Linked DNA regions of Mus musculus: regions 1, 2, 4 and 5 are each linked to region 3. The links are chromatin loops, found by intact Hi-C in ENCODE. Cell type or tissue: heart. All regions are shown on one strand.

Evidence for each region. Peaks named below come from ENCODE experiments on the same cell type or tissue, not always from the same donor. Only the 100,000 strongest peaks of a DNase experiment are listed, where the experiment ranks them.
Region 1: it touches region 3 in a loop (5-fold over the local background); 21 of 42 quality-filtered maps call a loop at or near these places.
Region 2: a loop joins it to region 3, with 14 times the contacts of the local background. A loop is called at or near these places in 8 of 42 quality-filtered maps.
Region 4: a loop joins it to region 3, with 2.1 times the contacts of the local background. A loop is called at or near these places in 6 of 42 quality-filtered maps.
Region 5: a loop joins it to region 3, with 4 times the contacts of the local background. A loop is called at or near these places in 13 of 42 quality-filtered maps.

The regions. Positions count from the first base shown.
Region 1 is chr5:149,858,917-149,863,916 of GRCm38, forward strand. All of the region lies in intron 3 of 4930500F04Rik (RIKEN cDNA 4930500F04 gene), which reads left to right. Among named protein-coding and RNA genes, the nearest start is that of 4930500F04Rik, 14 kb to the left of the region's middle. In heart, a CTCF peak has its summit at 2,719 (motif pointing right); a DNase peak (open chromatin) is centred at 2,815.
Region 2 is chr5:149,813,863-149,818,862 of GRCm38, forward strand. No RefSeq gene overlaps it. Among named protein-coding and RNA genes, the nearest start is that of Gm21221, 4.6 kb to the left of the region's middle. In heart, a CTCF peak has its summit at 2,236 (motif pointing right); no DNase peak of the experiment used is centred here; H3K27me3 peaks cover 551 bases.
Region 3 is chr5:150,019,149-150,024,148 of GRCm38, forward strand. The region is part of intron 1 of Rxfp2 (relaxin/insulin-like family peptide receptor 2); the gene reads left to right. Among named protein-coding and RNA genes, the nearest start is that of Rxfp2, 3.0 kb to the left of the region's middle. In heart, CTCF peaks have their summits at 1,917 (motif pointing left) and 4,499 (motif pointing left); a DNase peak (open chromatin) is centred at 1,913.
Region 4 is chr5:149,915,304-149,920,303 of GRCm38, forward strand. No RefSeq gene overlaps it. Among named protein-coding and RNA genes, the nearest start is that of Gm36241, 8.5 kb to the left of the region's middle. In heart, a CTCF peak has its summit at 2,252 (motif pointing right); no DNase peak of the experiment used is centred here.
Region 5 is chr5:149,710,857-149,715,856 of GRCm38, forward strand. All of the region lies in intron 4 of B3glct (beta-3-glucosyltransferase), which reads left to right. Among named protein-coding and RNA genes, the nearest start is that of B3glct, 35 kb to the left of the region's middle. In heart, CTCF peaks have their summits at 886 (motif pointing left) and 2,506 (motif pointing right); no DNase peak of the experiment used is centred here; H3K4me3 peaks cover 939 bases.

The DNA.
Region 1 (5,000 bases), 160 kb before region 3:
CTGTGGGCTTGGTGATGTTATTCACATTGATATAAATAACTTATGTGTCCTGGTTTCAGACGTTTTAAGCCATGGTTTTAATGGTGGTGCTTCAGGGTTCTGGTGAGGCCCAGCCTGATAGACATGGTATAGTAGAGATATTCACCTCATGGTGCCTGGGAGGCAGAAGAGAGCAAGGGAGGGCTCAGAGACAAGGTGTACCCTTCAAACTGACACCCCAGTCACCCACTTCTTCCATTCAGGTTTGAGATCCTAATAACCTATACTGTATGATAGTGGATTAAGTCATTGATGAAATTAGATTCTTCATGATACAGCCACTTTTCAATAGTGCCACCAGCCAGGTATATAAAGCCTTCTGCATAGGAGCCTCATATTCAAGACACCACAGCTGGTTCATTTGGCAATCCCGTATGTATATTTTTGTTGTTGTAAGCATCTACATTCTGTATTCTGAATTCTTTTTTTCTTTTCTTTCTTTGGGGTAGGGGGTGTTTTGTTTGGTTTTGGTTTGTTGCTTTTTGGGTCTTCCCCCTCCCCCAGACAGGGTTTCTCTGTGTAGCCTTGGCTGTCCTGTAACTCACTCTGTAGACCAGGCTGGCCTCGAACTCAGAGATCCACCCGCCTCTGCCTCCCGAGTGCTGGGATTAAAGGCGTGCGCCACCACTGCCCAGCTGAATGGATCTTCATTCTAGCGGACAGTAAAGGGTGCTACTTATTCTACGTCCTTGACCATGCTCATTTTTAAGTGATAGCTCACGATGGTTTTAATGTGCGTTTTTCTAGCAATTAGTAATCCTGAGCGTTTCCCCATACACCGGTGTACTCATCCCCTTTTGGCTTGATGTGATAAACCACCATGCTCAAGGCGACTTACAGAAGGAAAGGTTTATCGGCTCACTCCAGACAGGTAGGAGTCCATCGTAGTGGGGGAGGCATGGCGGCAAGAGGCAGGAATAGCACCTAGAGCAGGAAGCTGAGTTAAACACTGTTAAGCACCCGTTAGCATAAGTGGGAAGCAGAGAGAACCAGAAATGCAGGAGTCTTTAAACTTCCGGTGACATCATCCCTTCAATAAAACCACACCTCCTAAACACCCCAACCGTGCCACCGACTGAGAACTGTGTGTTCAACTACAAGAGCCAGTGGGGGCCATTCTCACTCGCAGCACCACAACCTATTTAAACAGTGGTATTTGCAGCTCTTTGGAAATGCTTATTCAGCCATCTGTGTGTTCTTAATAGTGTTCTTAATTTTTGTGTCATTGAGTGCTTTAAATACTTTGGGTATTTATTTGCCAGATATACAAAGTGTAATTACAGTCTCCCAACCCTTAGAGCTTATCTTCATTTCGTCAATAGTTTGATACGATCTCACCGCTCATCTTTTGTTTTATTCTCTGACCTTTTGGAGTCACATTAACAAACGCCAGGCCAATGCCATGTGCCTTTCTTCCAGTTTCATAGTTTCTTATCTTACACTGTATCATCTAATTCAGTCTGAACTGATTTTTTGCTGATGTGAACAGAGTCCAATTCCACTCTTCTGCACGAGGACATCCATGTCTTCCAGAATCATTTACTGGAGACTACACTTTCTCTGTTCTGTATTTTTGATATTTGTATTGAAAATCCGTTGCCCGTGTGTTTGTGTCTGGCCTGAAGCACACTTCATTGCCACAAATATGCTTTGCTTCAATTATGAATGTTCTCGTGAATTTCTTCATTTGGGGAAATCTCTCTGTGACTGGAGTACCTTCTTCACTTTCCATCGTCTTTCCTACTGGAAATAATTCTATAATAGTTAGCAAATTAAATGTCTCTCCTACACACCCACCATGATTCCCCAGGTCTAGTGAGATGATGCCTTAGGTAGCACAATGGTACCCCAAAGATGCTTGTGATATAATGTAGGCATGTGACTTTACGTGACAAAGTGACTTTACCTGGCACAGCTACCTGTTCCTTATTCCTGAAGCAGAACACCAGAATCAGGCTAACTTCATAAAGAACAGAAGGTTATTTAGTTTATGGATTTAGAGGTTGAGTTTCCAAAGAGCATGGTACAAGCTTTGCCCAAATCCTATAGTAGAGGATATGCCAAGCCAGAGGGACTGAATGGGGATAGGTACAGCCTTGTAGTTCTAGGCTCTTGAGAAGTAACCACAGTCGCATAATAAGAAATGCTGCATTTCCTTCTGAAGCCATACCCACACTAAGCTGAGGGCCAAGCACTGGGCCCTACCTGATAGAGGCCCCTTCCCTTCTGATTGCCACCACACTGGACATCATGCTTCCAACAAATGCCTAAGTCACAGATAAACCACGACGCACGGCAGGGGAGCCCTTGCAGACCTGAAACATTAATGAGTGAGACTGGGATTTGACTTTGGATTATGCAGATGGTCCTAATGTAGTCTGAGTCTCTACGAGTCCGGACAGTCAAAGTCAGAGAAGACAGTAAGACAATGGAAGCTTCCAGAAGCTGGAAGAGCTAAGAAAGCCTGTTCTTTCCTGGAGCTTCCAAAGGGACACAGCCCCAAGGGCATCTTGAGTCAATCATGTTGGGGGCGGGGTGTCTTCAAAGCAAATATTTCATGGGGTCAGCTGGATCCACAGTGGCAGATGACCAGTAGAGGGATCTGTACTCAGACCTTTATGAATGTGATCCCAGTTTGGGAGCCTCTAAGACAATCCAGTCCCGTGAGTGCAGATGCCACACTGGCCACTAGATGTCAGGCTTTGCCCTCCTCCCTGCTAGCTACCCCCACTCCCATCTTCTCCACCCCTCCCCAACATTTAGAATGGTTGTTTTCTTATGCCTTATCCCAACTAGCCTCACAAGCGCATTGCAGCTTGGGGGGAGCCATTACCTACATTTACAGCTGGGGGAATGGAGACCCTGACACATCTCCGCCACCAGTGACTATGGGGCAATAGTGGGAGGTGACATTCCACTTAGTCAGCCATGCTGGACTGCCTTAATCAAGTTGGCTGCCTTGCATCTAGGATGTCTGCGGATGTTTAACATGTGAACACAGAGGCAAAACACATGGCCCTAAGGACAGAACCAGGAGAAAACTCTAGGTCCTTTTCCAAGAAATCTTACTACAATCTTGTCATTTATCTTTATTTTCAGTCCCATTTTCATGAAAGGGAGTGGGAAATTGTTTTAAAGAGTTAAATATAGCGACTTTTAAATTTCTCAAACAGTATTTAGACGTAAGCAAAGGCTTGGTATTGAACCTGTCGGAAGACACCCGTGTGCAGGGTAACGAGAGCCTGTGATAGAAGAAGACAGATCAGAAAATACAAGGTCCCCTGAGAACTGAGGCCCCGAAGGTCAGTCTGTCCAAAACCAAGGTGTTGTCCTGGTGGTTGGGGAATAGAGTGTGTGTCAAAGGGAGAAAGCCAGGGAAGATGAACAAGAAAACTTCCGGCTTTTTGGCTCCTAAAAATGCACCTGTTATGGACTTTATGTTGTTGATAATTCCCCTAAGATTCTGATTGAACACCTCCACTACTACTAACAAGCAAGCCCTCTCAAGCCAGGCTCATCCCCAAGCCCCTGGCAACTGTGCTCTGCTGGGTAGAATTCTCGCCTACATTATCAACATAAATAGGCATATTAAATTTCTCTCAAGACACTTTATTGAAAAAAATGTTGAAGGTTCTCATGAACAAAAAACAAAAAAATCATAAAACGATAAGCTCAGAGATCTGAAAGCTATTATTTAGCCAAGAAAGGTCTGGATAAAGTTTTCTCTCACCTTGTTCATCTTTTTCCTTGTCAAAATCCAATACGATTAACGCAAATTTTAGGACCGAGAAAATGAGACTCTCCATCTGTGTGTGCGTGTGTGCATGTATATGCTGCTACACACACACACACACACACACACACACACACACACACACACACAGAGCTTGGTACTGAGCACTACTTAAACCTCTGCCGCTCTAATCAGACTGTTAGGAAGGATGAGCCATGGAGACAGGATCAAGTCATCTAGGATGGATGCCCTTTGACGTGCTCAGGATTAGCCTCTGTCACAAAGGAAACTTAAAGACAGTGAGTGCTGGGGTAAGGCTGAAACCACAGCACTACCTGGAGAAGATCAGAACCACAATTCCATTGTAGTAACCCAAACCAAAAAAAGGACCTTTCTCCTCATTAACTCTGTTTCACTGATAGAGTTAGGAAACACATGCATCCTGCTCATTTGGCTTCTAAGGCAAGGCCTGGACAAGGCCCTGTAAGTCTCTTATAATCCTTTAGCATGCATCGCCTCTCTACATCAGAGCCTATGTCTTTAATGGAAGAAGAATGCTTCCTCCTCCGGGAAGCATATAGCTATGTCCCCAGCCCTCAGGACAAACAGCCACGATCAGGGCTTCTGTGCTGTAAGGAGTGGAGGCCATTTAATCAAGATCACCACAGTTATCCGTTCTCTCCAACTTCCTTGTATTCTCAGGTGTTCGCTGTTCAAGTGAGCATACTTGAATAGTCTCATATTTGGCCACTACTATGTTTATTTGGTTAATTATTTGCATCTTGAGGAAGAACATCGAGCCGACTTGTGCTATAAGCGGTGACTGGGGCCTGGACTGCCCTTACTTGGATTTTCCCTTGATACCGAGGGAGGTCAGCCTGTACTTATGTCTGATTTTCTTTTGAGTTATAACACTTAACTGTGAAGATAATGAATTCCCCCAATGAAGTGGGCATTCCACAAAGCTGAGGCCCTATGACCCACCAGCAGTCGTAGTTCAGGAGGTTTGTTGAAAGTGGAATAGGTAGAGGGGTACAGAGAGGCAGCATGTGATCTGTGAGGGGTGACAGATCACTGCCCAGGACCCATCTTCGGAACTGCGTGTGAAGGCCACTGGGGTGATCTCTTCAAGGATGTCTGACTCAGCACCACAACCTGGGCATCCAGAGTCTTCCAGAATGCTCGGCTTGGTGTTACTCCTTCCTACGTTCCTGGGATTGTCCCTTTC
Region 2 (5,000 bases), 210 kb before region 3:
TAGATGGGTTGCCAGGAGGCTCTTTGAACTCTTGGAGCTCTCTTTAGTTAAGCAGTGAATGGCAAGTGCTCTTGCTTTGGGCTTCCTAACTTCTCTCACACCTGTCTCCTCTTCCTCCTTGGGAATTCTTTTGCCATCGACAGTTAGGAAGCTTTCTTTGTGGCTCCTATGACTCAAAAGCCACCACCTTATGACCTACTTTTATGGCTACTTTTGGGACTTTTCAAAGGTCAGAGTGCATCTGCCAAAAAATACAAAATCTGGCTTTTGAGTCGAAGGGTAATGGCTCTCCCTCCCCCAGCAGGCTCTGGCAGGACCCATCCTCGTGGGCGCAGATTCCAAGTCTACATACTGCTCCGTTGCTGTCACCACCAATTACAAATCTACCAAGCCAGTGTGAACTGAATTCAGTGAGAACAAAGTGAGGACAAATGGCATTATTTTCAAATAGTAACCCTGGCTCAAGCTTTCCAGTTCTGGACACACTGGAACCTGGAACCTAGTCTGTCTTTGTTTTGTTTCCTTCTTTTCTTTTCTTTCCTTTCCTTTCCTTTCTTTCCTCTTCTTCTCCCTTCTCTTCTTTCACCTCCTCCTCCTTTTCTTCCTTCTCCTCTTCTTCATCTTCTTTTTTCCAGTCATACTGAACACTGATTTCCCAATCAAATTTAAAAATGTATCACTGCCTCTTGTCTTTTTCTTCTTTCACCAGCTTTTCTTTTTAGAGGTGATATAAATGCCAGAAAGTAGGGGACAACAGCTATTTTCCAGCATTCAAAAAAAAAAAAAAAAAAAAAAAAAAAAAAGAAAAGAAAAGAAAAAGAAAAAAAAAGAAAAAAAAAAGAAAAAAGAAAAAGAAGAAAAAGAAAAAAGGAGAAAGGAGTCTGGAGAGCCGTGTTGCTCACCAGAGACTTTGAGTTGCTCAGTTCTGTCCAAGCTTATGAGTATGACTTGGTCCTTTCAATACTTGCTGTTAAGGCAGCGTGGTAGAGGGGCCATCAGGTATGCAGAGCTGTGACCCACTAGGATTTGGGTCTCTTGGTACCACTGCCCTCTGCAACTTAACCCTCTGAGCAACAGACCCCTTACGTCACCCTTCCTTCCAGAACTCCCAATCTCTCCTTGGGGGATTTGGGAACATTGATCTACTCCTGCAACCCCTACCCAGATCCCACGAGAATTTGGGGGGTGAGGCACATTTATGAGGGTCCTCTTCAGCTTTCCCCTCCTCTGCTCCTTCGTACTTGGGCAGCCACACACTCAATTTTAGGGCAAAAGCACTTAGAAGAGCCAACTCTCAAATTCTGTGACTCCTTCCACCGTCTCTATTAAGCATCTGATTGAAGAGCTATCTTCAGCATTGATCTCCATACAGCATTCTCCTCCTGCCGTTCAGGGTTTGCACAATGTCAGGTGTGCATGTGAGGCACATGAGTGTCTCGGGGCTCACAGATCCCAAAAATATAAAGCTCACTTTATCTTGTGAACTATCCGTTTTAGAGGGTAGTGGAAAAATCTTTAACCAAATCAGGAACTCTTCTCTCCTCTCTTCCGGAGCTCCCCTCCAGTGGGCTCCTGAAGAGCCGTTGAAACCCACTAGTTGCCTACAGCAGCCATCGGTACCGTGTCCACTGAGGCGCCCATTGTTGCCATGGCCCACAGCTGGATATCCCAGGGTGCCTCAGGCATGTGTCTCTGCCCCCCCCCTCCCGCCTGCACAGGGACCTTTCCGTTCCATTGAGTCCAAGGCACACAGCATAAGAACCAGTTTCCAGTTCTGACCCAATCCGAGTCGTGTGGACATTTCTGGGGGTTGCATAAGGATCTTTCTTTCTGGACGCTCCTGTTCTCCATCTATCTAGCTTTCTTTTTCTTCAAGTCTTTTACTTCTTTACAGACTCCTCTGGGAAGTCCCCCACCAACCTCACTGGACGTGGCACATGTAGATCATCTCTCAGTCTTTTCACCAGTCATTCAATCTCACCAGAGAAAGACTTTTGTTATCGGTGTGAGTACAGCAATGGAGCAGGGCACCTGCCTCCTCCAGCTTATCGAAGCATTGAGCTTCAGTGGCTTAATGGTAAGGCTGAGTCAGAACCACATGATCCTAGTCTGAGGAGGACTTGTAAGGATCCAATGAGAGAGCTGGGTTTGGGATCTCATCCTTAGGAATTCACTAATGTGAGGATGCGCTCTGAGGTACCATCCTCTGAGAGAGAACACAGTGGCAGCTGACAGCAGGTGGCAGTAGAGAGCAGCTGACACCCAAGCCCCCTTCCAGACTGATGTCTGGTTTCTGGGAGAGGGAGCTCTGGAGTCTACAAACCTTAAAGAACGTGGTTAAAATGGGTCCCCATCTGTCTTGAGAACTCTCTGCAACATGGCATGGATTTAGAACCCTGATAAGGCTCAGTAAGTACATAAGTAAATAAGATCAAAGAGCTTTGAGAAAGCATGGTTTCTCCCCAGAGCCAGGCTGAGATAGATGTCTGCAGAGGATGGCTACTTTTGCTCAGCTCATCCCTACCTCCTCCACTGCCATCCTTCATTTTGTCTTGGGTGGGTCCACCTCCTGCTGCTGGCCAGCATTCACTGAGTGTACACTTTATGCCAACCACTGCCCAGGAATCTCAAATGAGCTAACCCATTTAATCTTCACAACAACTCTATGAGGTAGACCTAGGTATAAAATCTTCCGCATGCTTATTCTGTGGGATTGGTCCTCGGGGTAAATGGCCCAGGAGGTTTGCCCCTCGTGTCAAGAGCTGGGACATAGCACCACGTAAAATGAGCCTGTGTCATTATCTGTTTCTGTGGCACCTTCAGTGACTCTTCCTGTGAACACTGTGGTCAGAGAGTCTCCCCGACAGCTTATTCCACAGAGACTGGGACTTGGAGAGACATAGCTTCACGTGTTGTTACCAAAGCGTTAAGACAACCATGAATTCATATTGCTCTCTCTTCCTGAGCTCAGCCATGCTCTTCCATGCCCAAAGCATCAACTCCTCTTTCAGAAGCGTCATCATTTTATTGTGATCATTCCATATTATGAGCAGGTTTGCACTTTCACAGGGTTGGCTGGTGGCAACCAGAGATATGGGTAGATTGGTCCCAGGCCTATTGATAAATAGCATCTACTTCTCTGAAGGTTAAAGAAGAAATCTCGGCAAGTGGGCCATATGGGAGAGAGAAAAGAGCTACACCTTCCATTGATAGGTGGAGGCAGGCCTCACTTCTAGGACTTCAGTGTATGCTTTTTGGCAACAAATTCACAGCCCTTGAACACTATTCTGCTCAAGCCTGGCCTTCAAAAACCAAAGGTTATAAATATATACTGGCGCTCTTTCCCTGAGCTAGTAGTTATGCTAGATGCAACGCCAGGGCTAGCAGGACACACGCTGGCATGAAAATCGCACTAAGTGGCCACCTTTGGCTTTCCCCAGGCCTCTCCTCATCCTGCCTGATCCTATGAACTCCCACTAGGATATGACAACCAGGATTCCATTGGAAGCACATTATGGGAACAATACCACAGATTTTTTTTAAAAAAAGAAACATTTAATGAGAATTGTAGGAAAATATATAGTTTTTCCTATGATCCAGTTACTACTGACCCTGTTTCCAGGCCTGTGGGACAATCCTTTTTCCCAGAAGCCTGGAAGATTGCCCGAGAGTACCAGGGTTATGAGCATAAGGGATACTTGGGGTAACAATTCCCATAGTGACCGTGGACTTGGCTCAAGGATAGAGTCATCTATACCATTCATGTTCCTTGTGTCCAGGACCCTAACCCACCACCACCCCGGGCATGACTATGGTCCAGGCTATTTAAGCCCATGTGCACAAACAGAATCAAACTTTCAGAAGAGGAGAAACTGAATCAGATCAGCTGTTAATCTCCAAGGTTCTCAGACTAATTGTCTGCCCAAGTTACTGCTTCTCAGTGACAGATGGACACAGATGAACACAGATAGACACAGGGACTTCAGAGTATTGGCAGATATATCTCATGTGGAGACAGAAAGCCACCCAGGAAGAGGGAACTCTGTATTCATATACTGATGTACCCTTCAACCAAAATAAAGACCACCCAGAGCCCTTGTTACCATTCCAGTTAAAACATATTTTTGACAGTGAACCCAGCAACGCGTTTTCACCCTATCCAACCCTGTAGAAACAGCTAAGTGAACCTGAAATACATTTTGCATGCTTTTATGGTCATGGTTGGCCACCAGTTCTAGCCAGTGCATTCTTTGAAGCATGCCTTCAAGCCAGCCTTAAGGCTATAGTCTCATGAGATGACCTTTCTCGGGATTCATCCCCTGGGAGTTACAAGTGCCTGTAGGCATACCAGTCAGCTGTGAGCTGGCTTCAGAGGGCCCCACCCAGGAGCACTGCTGCAAAGGGCAGGCTTAGGGTCCTTCAAGTCCCTAAGGTCCCAGACCTTAAGTCCTGCCTCTTAAGGCTCCAGGACACAGGGCAGCTGCCTTTGCCTGCTGACACATTTTTTTCCATTTGTGTCCGGGCACCGCATGATCTCCGTCACAGAACTGTTGTAGATTGTCAGTTTAGGACAAGAACTTAACATCCAATGGCCTTTGTCTCAACTTCTACTATACTAAGTCCTTAGACTCGAGGAAGGAGGAAGGGCCTTTCTTTTACACCCTTGTGCTGTCTCATTTTAAAAAAAAACAAAAAAAAAAAAACAACACGTTTAACATTGTAAAACAAACAGGAGTCTGGAGAAAACAGAGCGTTCGAATCCACGGAGTGGAATGCGTTTTTTCCCTTTGTGTGTGTGTCTGTGTGTTGTGTATAACTGCTGAGGTCAAAGAAAGGACGTTAATAAGACCCAAGGAAGGAACTACTTGAGCGTTCTACCAATCTCCCATCCTCCCTTTCCACCCCTCCCCCTTCCCTGCCTGACAAGAGGTCTTGTGATAACAGGGCTTGCCTTTCTTCCACACAGCTTGTAAATGATCTGGCGTGGACCCTTTAAAGGA
Region 3 (5,000 bases):
TTGTATTTTCTAAATCAGTGTTGACATATCAATTCGAGCAGGGGCAAGTGCTTCTGAGAGCAAGGGAGGATATTCATAAACTAAAAGATGCGTTTGTATAAACTCAACCTGTTTGAATATGCTCATAAAATGAGTGTAATTGATTGTTAGTGGTTATGGGGTTTGGAGTTTGGGTTTTTTTGGTATATTTGTTTGTTTTTGTTAATCTAAACTGGGGACTGCAAACCACAAGCAAATCCAAAAATGTCTGAGTTCACCTATATAAAAGTTATTAAAATATAAAAACATATACTCGATATAACTTTCTTACCTACTCTGAGATTTAGAAAGTTGGTGTGAAGTTCTCACTTCCCACCCAGTGACTTTCATGTGTTTAGGGCTACAAACAACTAAAGTAAAAACCTAATTTTGCCACAAGTTTATACACTTCCTATTGCTGTCCAGGGCACAGGAGCTCATTATTACTTTGGTTCAAAATGAGTTCATAGCTTTTCTTTCAAACTTTTCAGAATAAATATTGGAATTTGAAACTATCATTAGCCTCTTTTAAAAAATCAATTTAATTAAATAAGATACAAGTGAGCAGTTTTCATCTTTAAGCAAAACGCGCCGCTTAGGACAATCAAATGTAACTTCCGAGCATAAAATACAGTATTTAAGGACAACTACCAAAAGATTTTTAAATGTTTAAAATTTTATTTTGAACTTGTAACAACACTAAAACTTTGTTCCACATCGTTCATCAAAGGCCTTATCCACCCCCCATGTACCCAGAGCAGTTTCAATTTTGCATTCTAACCTCTCCTGCATGCAAATCTATTCTCTAAAAAGAAACAATAAATTCTTCTCTCAGGAAACCACAGCTTTAGAAACAGGGGTCTGATTTGATTTAAGATCTAAAAGCAGAAGCCTGTGTTCTGTCTTTAGTCATAATATTCAATTTTGGAGGATGGCTAAGAATGAGTGATTGAAAGAGTCCTTGGAATCTTTAACCGGTGCTCCAAACTCTAACCACCGCTCACCAAATTACCCATTCTGTGCACTTGAGTAGGCTTGCGCTGGCCTTTCTGACCCCCCAATCACTTCGAAGCGACTGCGTATGGTTTTGCTGTAGTGCACTGGGCTCTGAAAAGTGGGAGAGAAAGGGAGAAGAAAAAGATCATTTTGGATCTTTCTAAATGCCTGACTTCAGATTTATATCTTGGACCTAAAAATAGTTCAGTCCTCTGCTCCGTTTTATTTTTTGAAGTTTGTGTTACTTTCCCTCATTTTAAACCTTTCTATTTACAGTAACTCACTATAGAAGTGCAACGTGTCGTCCTGACATCTTATGAAATTGTAATTATTTGTTTAGTGATTGCCAGAGATTTTGCGTTTCCTCATACAATTCTTGACAGTTAAAATAGTAAGGCTCTCTGTCACGACCAAACAAAGGCCATTATTAATTTTTTTTTTCCCCTCAGAGTAAAACTTGCTTTCAGAAGTTAAGTCTGAGTGGTTGGTCATTTTTTTTAGGGCAGTATAAGTAAGCCACATGATTGACTGTTTTCTCTTTGGGCCACGGTCACTCAAGTGCTTAAGAAGTAAGTGACATTTACTGTCTTAATGCATTAGCCAACAGCTCCAACCTTCACAACCTAACTAACGCCACTTCATGAGTTTTGCTAACCGGCCCCAAACCACCCTAAAAAGACTTTTAATGAATGGATAGGGGCAGTGTTAACTCAAAACAGTTAAACTCAAACAGTGTGCTTAGGCAGAAAATTAAAGTCTCAAGTATGGAGAATCCTGCTTGATAACTTCCACCGGTTATAGCCTCAAGTCATTTGCTGCTCCTTAATAAATGTGATCCTTCTTCGAAGCAGAGCCCTGGCTCCATTCTGCAGTCAGCAGTGTTTGAGGTCCCCCTAGTGGCCAAATTGCGCCTAGGCCTTAAGGGGGTGCTTTCCAAACCATGGGTCATTTAACTGCATCGCTAGGACTACAGAAACGCTTCTCCAACTACATTTTAATTTCACACAATTGCATCCATGCTGTGCCCAGCTGTGAAAATCAACTGTACTTCAACCCAATCCTCTTGAAAATCTTTCTCGCCAGTAATGGAAAAAATAAGTTTGCTCGCTTGAGGCAAAAACAGAGCCTGCTTGGGGTGAGCGAGCTGGGACCCCAAAGTCACTGCATCCTCAGGTGTGTAACCTCCAGAGGCGTAGCTCTGCACATTCTGCTGCAGGTGCATGTGAAGAGGCACAGGCAACTGCAGGAAAGACTTTCAGAATACCTTCCACTTGAACCCAAGACACAAAACTGGGACGCTAATAATGAAAAGCTGCGTGCTTTTTAAATCTTAAAAAAAAAAAAATTGCAGTCTCAAATAAAATTCAGCTAGTAACAAATTATCTGGGGTAAGGTAGTTATGCAATCATAAACTCACGGAGCTTTTAGAACGAGTCAGCGTCCCCAAACTCCATCTTTTACTTATTCAGTAAATGTGTAACTTGCTAATTAAGCAGAATCAATGTGTTTGTTTTACAAGGGAAACACTAATGAAGGTATGAGGGGGGCGGGGAAATTGCGTGGAAACAATTCTTTTTTTTCCCCCGTGTGCTTAATTTACAGTACGTTAATTTCTTGTGGCTATACTTCCAGAGGAGAAAGAGACCTAGAAGTGTTCTGAATATACAAAATGCCCTCCAAAAACAATTAATTTAGCATTCACATGATAAAGAGCCTTTTGAAAGGTTAACACTAGAAAGAAATTGCACTAGCCAGGTTGTGAAGCAAAGGGCCGTTCCAATGTGTTCAGTGACAAGGGACAGAATCCCAGCCTTCCTTTCTTCCCTGTCCTCCTGCCCACCAGTCACAATTTGGCCCCTTGCCTCTGTTCCTGGTGACACCTCCTGCTCCCTTCTCTCCGACTCCTAAGTAGGAGGCTTGTCTGGTTTTGTTGTGGTTTTTTGTTTGTTTGTTTTTTGCTTTCATTTTGATTTCACCTTTCTAATTGGCTTGTAAAAATTGTATGGGGACCATGTGATGTATCTGTATGTGCCCACGATGCGATGTTCAAATCATCAGAATCAACAAATACTTTGGTACATTTTTCTTTTCTTCACAAGCAAGTCCTTTAATACCCTTTTTGTCAGCCTTAGTTTTACGTCTGACATGTGTTGATTGTTCCCATCAATAGGGGTCGGTGTGAGGAGTCCGTGGAGTACCAGTCAAAGCAAGGATCATTTGAATTTCCCTGCCCTTCACGTCTCCTCACGCTTGGTGTGTGTGTTCGCGCCTATCTTCCAGGCGCAAAGACAAACATAATACACATGCTCTAATGTAGAAGTTGTGAGAATTTACTTGAAGGTGGAATAATTGTTGCTAGAGGCTGACGAGAATCCGGGAAGGGAGGAGATTGATAGAAATCGCCAGAACAGAAGGGGCACATTCTGCTGTCTTACAGCACAGTGGCCTGACCACAGTTGGCGTGGCCTGGTAGGCATTCGATGACGTCACTGCTGCATAGGTTCACTTCCGGTGAGATCCTCTTTGCGCATCTCCCTTGTCCCACCACGTCTACATTCTAGCCGAGTTCTCTGTTGTCTTCCTGGTCTCCTTGCTCTGAAATCTTCCCGGGTTTCCACGTCTGTGCTTTCCAGCCCTCTTGTTACGTCACAGTCTCGGCTCTCTGTCGATCCTGCCACAGAGCCCTGAGTCGCCCTAAGTCGCCGGGCTGCTCCATCAACGTTGTCCACATCTGCGGCTGCATTCCCACTTGGGGATCCATTTATCTTTCAGCAAGACCCTTCTTTAAATAGTCCTCTCACCACCTGGTGTCTTTGCTGGGCTTTGCTTCCTTCCCCCCCACCCCTACCCACCAACTCCCAACCTCTAAAGGCTTCCTGTAGCTTTCTATTTCCTATTAACTCAATTTCCTTTCTGGAGGGGTGGCTGTCCTCTCAACTCCAGGCCTAGTCAACGGTCATCAGTGAGATTATGTGAGCTAAGATTTGGGAGAAGGGGGGAGGGCACAAAACTGAAACCGAACCAAATAATCATTATATCTTCAATCTTAATATGTCAGCGCCAGCATGCTTTCTTCTTAAGGTGTGTAGTGATTTGTCCCAATTCTGAAATATAGGAACCTCTGGAAACGAAGTTTGAACAAATTTGTCTACAAGTTTAGTCTAAATCAGGGACAATTCAGACTCCTTCTTTAAACATGTATTTTTTTTTTTAATGCATTACTTTGTTTTATAGAACACTAATTCACCTACTGGGATTTTTTTTTCTTTATTCAGCAGGAAAGGGTATGCAATTGTGAACTTTCCAAAATTAGTAAAAATATGGACATAAATATGTACGTATGTACATTGGAGCTGGAGAGATGGTTCTGGTTGAGAGCACTGGCTGCTCTTGCAGAGGACCTGGGTTCAGTTCCCAACACCCACACGGTGGCTCACAACCATCTGTAACTCCAGTTCTAGAGGGAATCTGATGCCCTCTTCTGGCATCTTTGGGTACTACATGTTTTACCTGAATGTGGCATAGTGCCGTGGTGGAGGTCAGAAAAGGGAATGAGAACCCCTGGAAACCGGAGTTACAGTCTCATGCAGGTGCTGGGAATCGAACTCTCATCATCTGGAAGAGGAGTCAGTGCTCTTTACCACGGACCCACCTCCCAAGCCTCTATTCATGGAGGTTTTGAAGGATTTGGATTTTAAACTACTTCTTAAAGCTGTCTTATTCCCTACTTCTCCAAATATAAATTCTCCCTGTGCTTGGCCCTAAACTTGTTTGTGAGGTTGGAGAAAATGTCATCCCGTTTTTGACCCACTACAAGTGGACTCATGGGTGTATCCACATAGGCAGACTGACCCCCAGCTCATTCTAATAGTTCAGACGTTTTGTCTTGTGGATGATCCAGCTCCACCCCCCTGTTCTGCTTACAGAGTCTCCATTGCTTTCCTGCTGGCTATGAGCAAAGGGTTTTATTGAGATCACCCCTTTGG
Region 4 (5,000 bases), 100 kb before region 3:
AAATATTTTTATTAGTGGATTTACTTCGGTGTTGTTTTGTGTCTGGCATTAGTTACCTGTTCTGAAACATGCCAAATAGTAAGATTATAGCAGTTAACTTGACTGTACTCTAAGGTTTTCTGGACTGACTTCTGGTGTTGTCATTTTAAGTATGACTATGGCCTTATCTCCTATTTACTTTCCCAAGTGAGAAAGTGCCAGAGACAGAGACATGCAGCCCTCCCCTAGGAGTGGCTATGTGTAGCAGTGCCTATGTGCAGTGTCTGCCCCTATTTAGTTAAGTAGATAGGGATCAAAAGAAATACAAGTATCAAAAGAGATATAATCTATCAAAAGAGATACAATATATCAAAAGAGACTTGTCAAAGGAGATGTGGTGTGTCAAAAGAGATACAATGTATCAAAATAGATACAGTGTGTCAAGAGAGGTATGGTGCATCAAAAGAAATGCAATGGATCAAAAGAGATACAGTGTGTCAAAGGAGATATGTTGTATCAAAAGAGATACAGTGTATCCAATGAGACACAATGGGCATGGTATTTTGGAACTTCTGGGTCTAGTTATGCCTGACTTAATAGTTTCTGTTGATAGTTCTTCCAAGTGTTTATTCTAGAGGAAGCCAAGGCAATGATGTAAGAACACACAAGCAACCCCATCATGATAAGAAATGGGCACTTCCTGTTACTAGCTGGCTCTAGCTGGCTGAGAATGTGAGCCTGCCTCTTTGGAAGCCAACTGTTCTGGCCCAGTCTAGTTCAGACAACTGGATCCCAGGACACTGACTTTACTGTACCCCCTGAACTACCCTGAGGAAGAACACCCAGCTAAGTCACTCCAGGTTCCTTGGTCCACAAAAATACTCTGTAAATTAGTGAATGCCTGTTGTTTCAAACTGCTCATTTGGGGTAAGACGATTTGCTATACAGAAGTTGACTTCAAAGAATCCATTGCAGTTGTTGGGTTGGAGATGTAACTCCTAGGTTACCCAGGACCCTCTGTTCAATCTCTAGCATCACTAGATAAATAGGTAAATAAACTTGTTTGAATGATTGAGGCAACCATCACATTGAACGTGATACTTAGGAGAGGCCTAACTTTTTCTCCATTGAGGATCATATGTCTCGCAAGCTGGTCTTAAACTAGAGACTCAAGTTCAAATAAGTCCCTCAGCATCCCAAATAGCTGGGCTTGCAACTGTATGAAACTGTTCCAAACAGATTAGATTATTATTTTAATAAAATTTGTGATTTTTTTTTTTGGGCCAGGCATGGTGGCACATTTCTCTAATCCCAGCACTCTGGGGGCAAAGATCTCTGTGAGTTCAAAGCCAGCCTGCTCTATATAGAGAGTTGTGGGCCAGCCTAGTCTACATGGAATTCTAGGCTAGCCAGGGATACATAGTGATAACTTGTGTCAAAAAGAAATAAAACCAAACTCCTTGATTTTGTAGTCTAGCCCTCTTTTTTTATTTTGTGTATGACAGTCACCAAGATTGACATGTGCCTTTCCCTTTCTAAAATAAGACTATAGTTAAAAATAAGACTATAGATAATTCTTTCCTGAAATTATATGTTTTGCCTTATACTTAGAAATTAAAAAGAATCATATATCTCTTAGAAGCTAAAGGAACTTTTATCATGAGACATTCTAAGCCAGGGCCTTTAGGTTGAGCCTTCTTTGATAATTTTCTTTTTTTTTTTTTCTTTCTTTTTTTTTTTATTACGTATTTTTCTCAATTACATTTCCAATGCTATCCCAAAAGTCCCCACACCCTCCCCCCCTCCCCTACCCACCCATTCCCATTTTTTGGCCCTGGCGTTCCCCTGTACTGGGGCATATAAAGTTTGCCTGACCAATGGGTCTCTCTTTCCAGTGATGGCCGACTAGGCCATCTTTTGATACATATGCCTTTGATAATTTTCTTAAGTCTCTCCACAGCTACTGTTCTAACCTGATTTTCTACTTGAATTAACTTTTCAGGTCAACTAAACCTTATAATCAATTAGGAAGTGTTTATGAAATTGTCATGTATGTTATTAACCTATATTTTTCCTCTCTTGTGAACTTTATAGTTTCCACAAAACTGATTGAAATAAGATGAATTTTCAGAATTAAGTATGCAGGGAGAGTGATGGCTATTTATTTTAGATAATATTGTGTGTGTGTATGGGGGGGGGCACGGGTGTGCTTGTGACCCCCATCCCACCCCTCCCACCCCTCCCACCCCTCCAATGACTGCAGTATCCAAGGTGACCAATAGAGGGCACCAGATCCCCTGTGTCTGGAATTACAGTTCTGAGCCACCATTGTGGGTTCTAGGAAATGTTCCTTTAAGAAAGCAGCAAGTACTCTTAACCACTAAGCCAAGCTCTCCAGCCATTGCGGGGTGACCATTCCTGATGCACGTTCCATAGTGAGACCTAGTCTGGAAGAATGGCTTGGCTACTCTCCCCAAGTGATGATATAGTCAATATAGGACAGAAAGACCCTCAGGAATCTGATCAGTGGAATACTAGGAAAACCTTGAAGATAAGTTATTAAAGAAACACACTCGAGCATTTTCCTTATCATTCCCCAAAGAAATAATGCCTTGTTATTGATGGTTAAAGGCCATTGTGTGGAAACGTCGAGGCCCTGACAGAGGTTCCAGGCATGATAGTTGTCATGCTTACAAACATGAGGAAACAAAGTAAAAGGAATGCTGAATGCATTAACAGGCAATTAGCAAGTATTTCCATTGTATGAGCCTTCTCCCTATTCCTTATCCAGGGGAGAATACATTCTAAGAACCATATGAAGACAAGAAACCACCGATAGTACCAAATGCTCAAGTTGTTATATGTTCCCTATATGTGCATGCTGTGTTAAAATTTTAATTTATAAGTTAGGCACAGTGGAAAAGTAATGATGGCCAATAATGGAATATGCACGGCAAGGCACTGTACCAGAAATAATGAGGAGGTGATCTCTCATGTATGTATTCTATATCATCTATATCTATGGAGGTGTTCTCTCATGTATGTATATATCTATATCTACATCTATATCATCTATATCTATATCTATGTCATCTGTATCTAATCTATATCTAATCTATATTTAATCTACATCATCTACATCTAATCTATATCATATCTATCTATCTGTCTGTCTGTCTAGTTTTCACCATCTCTTTCTTTTTTAAGCCCACCCTTCCCGTGATTGTATGAATTTATACAATGTTTGTGTGCTAAGATGACTAATGTGAAAGACACACACATGGTGATGTTAGGTGGCTGTTTACAGGTTATGTGGTCATGAGTACCATGAAAGAGCAATGGTCTGAGAACAGAGGTGACTACCAAGTGATTAACACAGGGGAACATATAGAGTGTGGATGTGCGGATGTACTGGGTAGAGGGGCCATTCATATTTTAGGTGGGATAAGGTAGGATTGTGCAAGATTTTCATCACACCACGTGGAATACCATGCAGTTTACAACTTACGAATCATTTGCCTCTAGAGTTTTCTGTTTGGTATTTTAGGGTTGTCCCATGAGTAAATGAAACTGCAGAAAGCAAAGGTATGGATAAAAGGTGATTACTGTTTCCCTCTATTGCAATGTGATGTTGCTTTCCCACCCCGGTCCTATTAGGATTCTACTCTCAGCTCATGCTTGCCACAGTTTCTATCCCCGCTCATTATTCTCTCTGACATCTCAGCCGACATGAAATAAAGCCCTCCCTTGGCCTACAACGTTTAGACCTATTCTTTATGGCACAGCTTGAACCGACTGAAGTCTGTTGCTTGCTCAGCACTTGCAGCCATATCCAGAGAGGTTTATGACAGTCCGTCCAAGTTTCCCCTCTCTTATGACATCTCTTAAAAATTCTATCTAAGGAGGGGTTCCGTTTAGACATGCATTCTGACCCCACAGACTTGTCATTAATCAGCACTTGGCAAGGCCTTGGCTTAGCTGCTCCTCTTCACCCCGACATCTGAAATTCCACATGCACTTCCTGGTGGACCACACACTGCAGAGACTGCCCCCCAACCCTGCAGGGCCTTCTCAATCATGTCCTGGGACAGCTCCTTCCCCTACCCAAATAGAAAAGTCAAGAGAGACCATTACCTTCCTCGTCAACTACAACCAGCTTACTGGCTGGGGTTACTGATGGATGTGTCATGGCTTTCCAGTGAGGTCAGAGCTCCAGAGCTCCAGATCCTGAACTTTAACATAACTAGGGGTTATGTCTTTAAACTCTCTCTCTCTCTCTCTCTCTCTCTCTCTCTCTCTCTGTCTCTCTCTGTCTCTCTCTCTCTCTCTCCCCTCTCTCTCCCCTCTCTCCCTCCCTCCCTTTTCCCCTTTCTCTCCCTTCTCTCTCTCTGTCTCTTTCTTCTGTCTGTCTGTCTGTCTGTCTGTCTATCTGTCTGTCTGTCTTGTTTACTGTTATTGTTGTTGACATACTCCATTTCTGCTCACTGCTGCAGAGGAAGTACACTAACTTCTCCTTTGCAGAGTGTTCTCCTAAGCCCATGAGCCACGGGGCTCCTCCTTGCAACCCCCAGGACCATCAAACAGTTGCTACCTCTTACCATTCTACATCAATGGATGGTTTAAAACTATATCAGCAGGGCTGGAGAGATGGCTCAGTGGTCAAGAGCACTGACTACTCTTCCAAAGTCCCTGAGTTCAATTCCCAGAAACCACATGGTAGCTCACAACCATCTATTATGGGATCTGATGCCCACTTCTGGTGTATCTGAAGGCAGATATAGTGTATTCGTATACATAAAAAAAAAAAAATCAGCAGTGCAGGGGGGCGGGGTCTCATCATCAGAAGTTAAATGATAAATAAAAACGTAAGCCTCTTCCATCTAGTACCGACTTTCAAAGTTGACTCTTGGGATTGGATACCTGGCAGGGTTCAGGGCCTCTCTGTTCCCTCCTTGCCCTGAAACTATCAGCTTAGCCAGCATGGTTCTTAAGGAGCTGTCCCTTCTTGAAGAGGCTTCCCC
Region 5 (5,000 bases), 310 kb before region 3:
GAGGGTGGCTCAAGGCTCCCACAGACCCAGCAGTTGTGATCAGGAATGGAGACTGTGTGCCCCTTCACGTCTCTGGTAATTTAGCTCTGTTTCTGGGAATTGAGCATTAGCATCCTGCACAGGAGATACATGTGTGTTCTCTCACTGAGCTCAGAGAGAGAGAGAGAGAGAGAGAGAGAGAGAGAGAGAGAGAGAGAGAGAGAGAGAGAGAGAGAAGACCCAGCAGAACAGTGGTGACCTTCCACCATTCCTCTGTGTGTGTACGTGTATATATGTATATATATATGTGTGTATGTGAATACATGCATGTGTATATATGTGTGTGCATATACGTGTGCATATACATGTTTGTGTATATATAGGTGTCTATATATGTGTATGTATATGTATGTGTATATATGTATGAATATTTGTGTGTATATATGTGTGTATGTGTTTGTTTGTATACATTCATGTGTATATGTGTATGTATGTACAGGTGTCTGTATATATGTGTGTATCTGTGTTTATGTGTGTGCCTGAGTGTACATTTGGGCCTGTGCGTGTGTTTGGCCAGAGGGTAACCTTGGTGTAGTTCCTGGGCAGTCTGTCCTCCTCTTCCTTTCTTCCATTCCTCCTTCCCACCCTCTCTTCCTCTCTTTCCTCTCTCCCTCCTTTCTTTCCTTCTTTTGTGACAGGATCTCTCAGGGGCCTGGAGGTCATTCAGTAGCCCAAGAAGGCTAATCTGACTGGCCACTGGGCCTCAGGATGCCCCCGTTCCTAGTCTTCCTCTTAGTACCGGGGCTTCAGATACATTCTGCCATGGCAGTTTTTACTTGGGTGCTGGGGATCTGAAGTCAGGTCCTCCTGCTTGAATGATGAGCACTTTCATACTTGATGCCCCCTTGTGGCCCCTGAGGGTAACTGCATGAGTGTGTGCACATACCCGTTTATGTGCACACAGTGATGGTATAGGGGTGAGAGAATGCTGCCTTCCAAGTCCCGGGGTTATGGGCAGGTGTCACCATACTTGGGCTCTCTGTACCAACTTGACCTATGGTTGTAAGCCACTCCTTCCTGCTCCTACTTCTGTATCATGTTCAAACCTGTTGTACCTTGTACAAACCTGTTGTATTTGCTTTGTTCTGTGTTATTGATCGTTACCCATTTATTTTTCTCCTCCACAGATGTTGAAGGCAGAGAACAGGTTGAATTCCATTAATTTCTGATCACTCAGAACCAAGCTGTGTTTGTGTGACTTACCCTGAGTCCCCCAAATTCACTACTTTTTCTGAATGGCTTTCTTTTCTGTTGTAAAAGAGGTTTCTTTTATTTTAAAAGTAAGTGACAGAAAAGATTATTTAATTTTATGTGTATGAACATTTTTGTCTGCATGTATGTCTGTACCACATGCACACAGTCCAGAGGCCAGAAGAGGGTGTCAGATCCCCTGAAACTGGAGTTACAGATGGTTGAGAGCCCTCATGTAGGTGCTGGGAACTGAACCCCGCTCTTCTGCAAGAGGAGCCAGCGCTCTTAATTGCTGAGCCATCTCTCTAGCCCACAAATGAATATCTCAAGGACACAGTTCAGTCACATCAGGTATATTCTCGTATATCTCCAGAGCTTGTTTATTTAATAAAACTAATACTGTGAGCCTCTAAACAACTCCCTGCTCTCCTTTTCTGTAGCCCCAAGTGACCTCCATTTAACTTCCAGTCTCTGTGTGCGACTGCTATGAATGGCCTAGAGGGAGACGATTCTTAGAGTAATTGTCATTTTCCGACTGGCTTGTTTTACTTACCTACGTTTTAAAAGTTCCTTTGTTCAAAAAGAATAGCCAGGAGCCAGGGAGTTGGCTCAGAGGCTAAGAGCACTGGCTGCTCTTCCAGAGGACCTGGGTTTGGTTCCTAGGATCTACATAGAGACTCATAACTGTCTCTAACTCCATTCCTAGTGGATTTAACACCTACTTCTGGCCTCCGTGGGCACGCATATCTATGAATCACACACATGCAGTCATGTATGTAATTCATAGATACACAGGCAGGCAGAAAACACATACACATTAAAAATAAAATGATACCAAACTAAAACCCATAGCTATCAGCGTTTTTGTTCAGGCTAGTGACATTAGTCTAGTGTAATAAACTTTATCATCATCTGTAGACGTCGTATCCCTGGAGTTCTGACTGGCATTCCACCACGGCCTCTTCATGGCAGCCCTTGTCCCTGTGTTTATCTGTCCCATGCTCACACACTAGAGTGAGGCAGGGCTCACCTTTACTTTTCTTGTGTCCCTGACCCCCTAGTACCTGGATGGAATGCCAAATACAATATTAGAGACTGTGTGTTCATCGATGTACCATCTCAGCATTTCACATTTAGAAGTGGCTCCTTTTGTCCGAAGCGTTTGGCTCCTTTAGCCCTTTTGCTTCTCTTTAGTTCTAAAGTTTATATTTAATTTTTGTGTGTGTTGTTGTTTCATTTACATCCTCAGTGGCTTAGGAGCCCGCTGACCACTAGGTGGCGATATTGGTTTTACATTTAAAGAGGTGTAGTTAAGTAAGTTCCCCGGGGCCCCCAGAATTTAATTTCTGTGATAGTAAATAGAATCTAAAGTGATAAAGAGACACCCCTCTTCTGACTATAAGATCAACTGTTACTGTTACCCTGACATTTCTTCCCCGCTGGGGCTCAGCTGTGAATGCTGTAGTAGGGAGGGCAGATCTGTAATGCTCAGACTTAATTTGCTGAGGAGCGCTGGAGTGTGGTGTATGCCTCAGGCTGGTTCAAACGTGGATTAACAAGGCTTTGTCAATCAAAAGATTGCAGAATTTGCAGCTATGCTTGGTACTGGATCTTTTCCTCTTTATGTAGCATTTTATCTCTCATACGGGATTAAAACTTTGGTTTAATTCCGTGAATGGCACTTCAGAGATTTAAAAATAGTTGACAGCTAGCATCGGGTCTGTAGACAGTTCTCTAGGGGCGGGGCAGGGACGAGATACTTTGCCTTGGGACTCCATGAGCACTTAGAGAAGGCCATCTTGTGAGATTTAATAGCTGAGTTGTACCAACCAAGCAAGGAAACCTCGCCTTGTGGAGCAGGGACGCTCCCTCGTTGGAATCAAACTGTTTCAAGGAACTGACATCCTTTTGGGACCGCGTTGGCAGCTCAGCCTGCCTCGGAGCTGTGATAGCGGAAGAGGGAAAAGCTGTCAGTCTCGCTGGAGCTGTGGTGGGCGCTTGCAAGGACCACAGATAAGGGGCCCTCGGTGCGTCTGTCTGTAGATTCGCCTTCTGAGAGCGTTCCTAAAAGTTGCCCCGTGAGGGGCGACCAGCAGTTAGCATTTATCATTTGAATATTTATCTGATAGCTGGAAATATCTGTGCCTCCCACAGTAGCAGATTCCCAGAAACTGCTGTTTATTTATTCATTACCCCTGTCAGGTTGCACGCTTCTCTGAAGCCTGCCCCCCCTCCCCCCAAAAAAAATCAAGGCACAAAAAATGGAAGCGGTTCTGTGATTAGCAGCTCCTTCTAGCTGCTCTTGGCGGCGTTACCTGGGCCTGTTTTGCCTCAAGGTGCTGAAACTGTGTCTTATTAAAAGCACAAACATTTTTTCCCCCCATTTTTTCAGATGGAATAAGAAACAGGCACCTGTGCCAGCTCTATGTGAAATTTAGTAGTGTGCTCCGAGTGGCAGCAGGAGGAGGGAAACCATTTTTCTTGTGTTCTAGAACATTCCCGCTTGTAATGGAGTTTGACATGCAGGCCAATAGTCACTTTGAAATTTCTAATTTTTAAGCATCATTTTCTTTTTCTAATCAGTGAATTATCAGGTTTTCCCAAGTGTTATTTTATACGCTGGCTGCTGCTGTGGCTTGCCCTGGTGTGAAGGGTCACGGAGGAACCTAGAAAAGGGATATTCTGGCTCTTTTAATTACTTAAAGGCAGATGGTAACTGTTGGATACTGTGCGTGACAGTCATTAGGTGGGGACTGGAAGTATAGGGCATACACATTACTGTACCCACGCAGTCGGAGTCTGTAGACAACCCACAGGCTTGTGAAAACCACAATGTCCATGTACCGCCATTTAAGAAGCACCACCCTGTGTGGTATTGCTCCTGGTATTGTACCAGTTTTGCCTGTGAGGCTGGAGATGCGGGAGGGCTGAGACTTTTGAGAAATTAGGTCACAAAGAGAGGGAAAAATCACCTGGAGGATATGTATTTAGAACAGAGTTCTGGAAGGCAAGAATGGAAATTTTCAGAAAGGTATATTTTGGGATGCCTGGTGGGGTCTGGAAGTCGAACAGTCGTCCTTGTGGGATACAGCAAGCACGTGTGCTGGGGGCCAACTAGGACCTAGCCTTTTAGGTTAGGCTGGAGGGCGAGGAATGTTGGGGCGACGGGTACCACGGCTGATGAAATATGAGGTCCCTGACTTTGAGGGACATGGAAGAAGGCAGATTTTGAAGGAATACCATTTCTCCTATAGCTTGCTTGCCTGCCTGCTTTCTCTGTCTGTCTGCCTGCCTCTCTGTCTCTGTCTCTCTGTCTCTTGCTCTCTTTAAAGAGGGGCGCAGATGCGCAGGCGCGGGCATAGGCGAGGAGTTAAGCGAAGGACCGCACAGAAGCGTTTGTGCGGGCAGCTTTTCTAGTCAATCAGGCACCTGAGTTGATTTCTTTTTAAATGCCTGTTAGGTCCATAGCATCTGGCTGCCAATTATGGCTTGACTTTTGTTTTTTAAACCTGGCACAATTCCTACTCAAAGGGATTACTCGTGTGAGTCCTTTTCTTGTTTGTTACAGCTATGTTGGGATACAAAGGAAGGTTGTTATCCGAGTCCTCTTTTTTTTTTAACCTTCCGGAATGTGGAATCCAGTTACAGCTGTCCTGCCTAAAGTGATGGAAACCCGAGGGGTTTCACTGTAAGATGAAGTTGAAAGAACAAAAGAAAAGGAGACAGAACGCCCCATGACATCATGCTTAGTGTGTTCCAGTCAAGCAAGG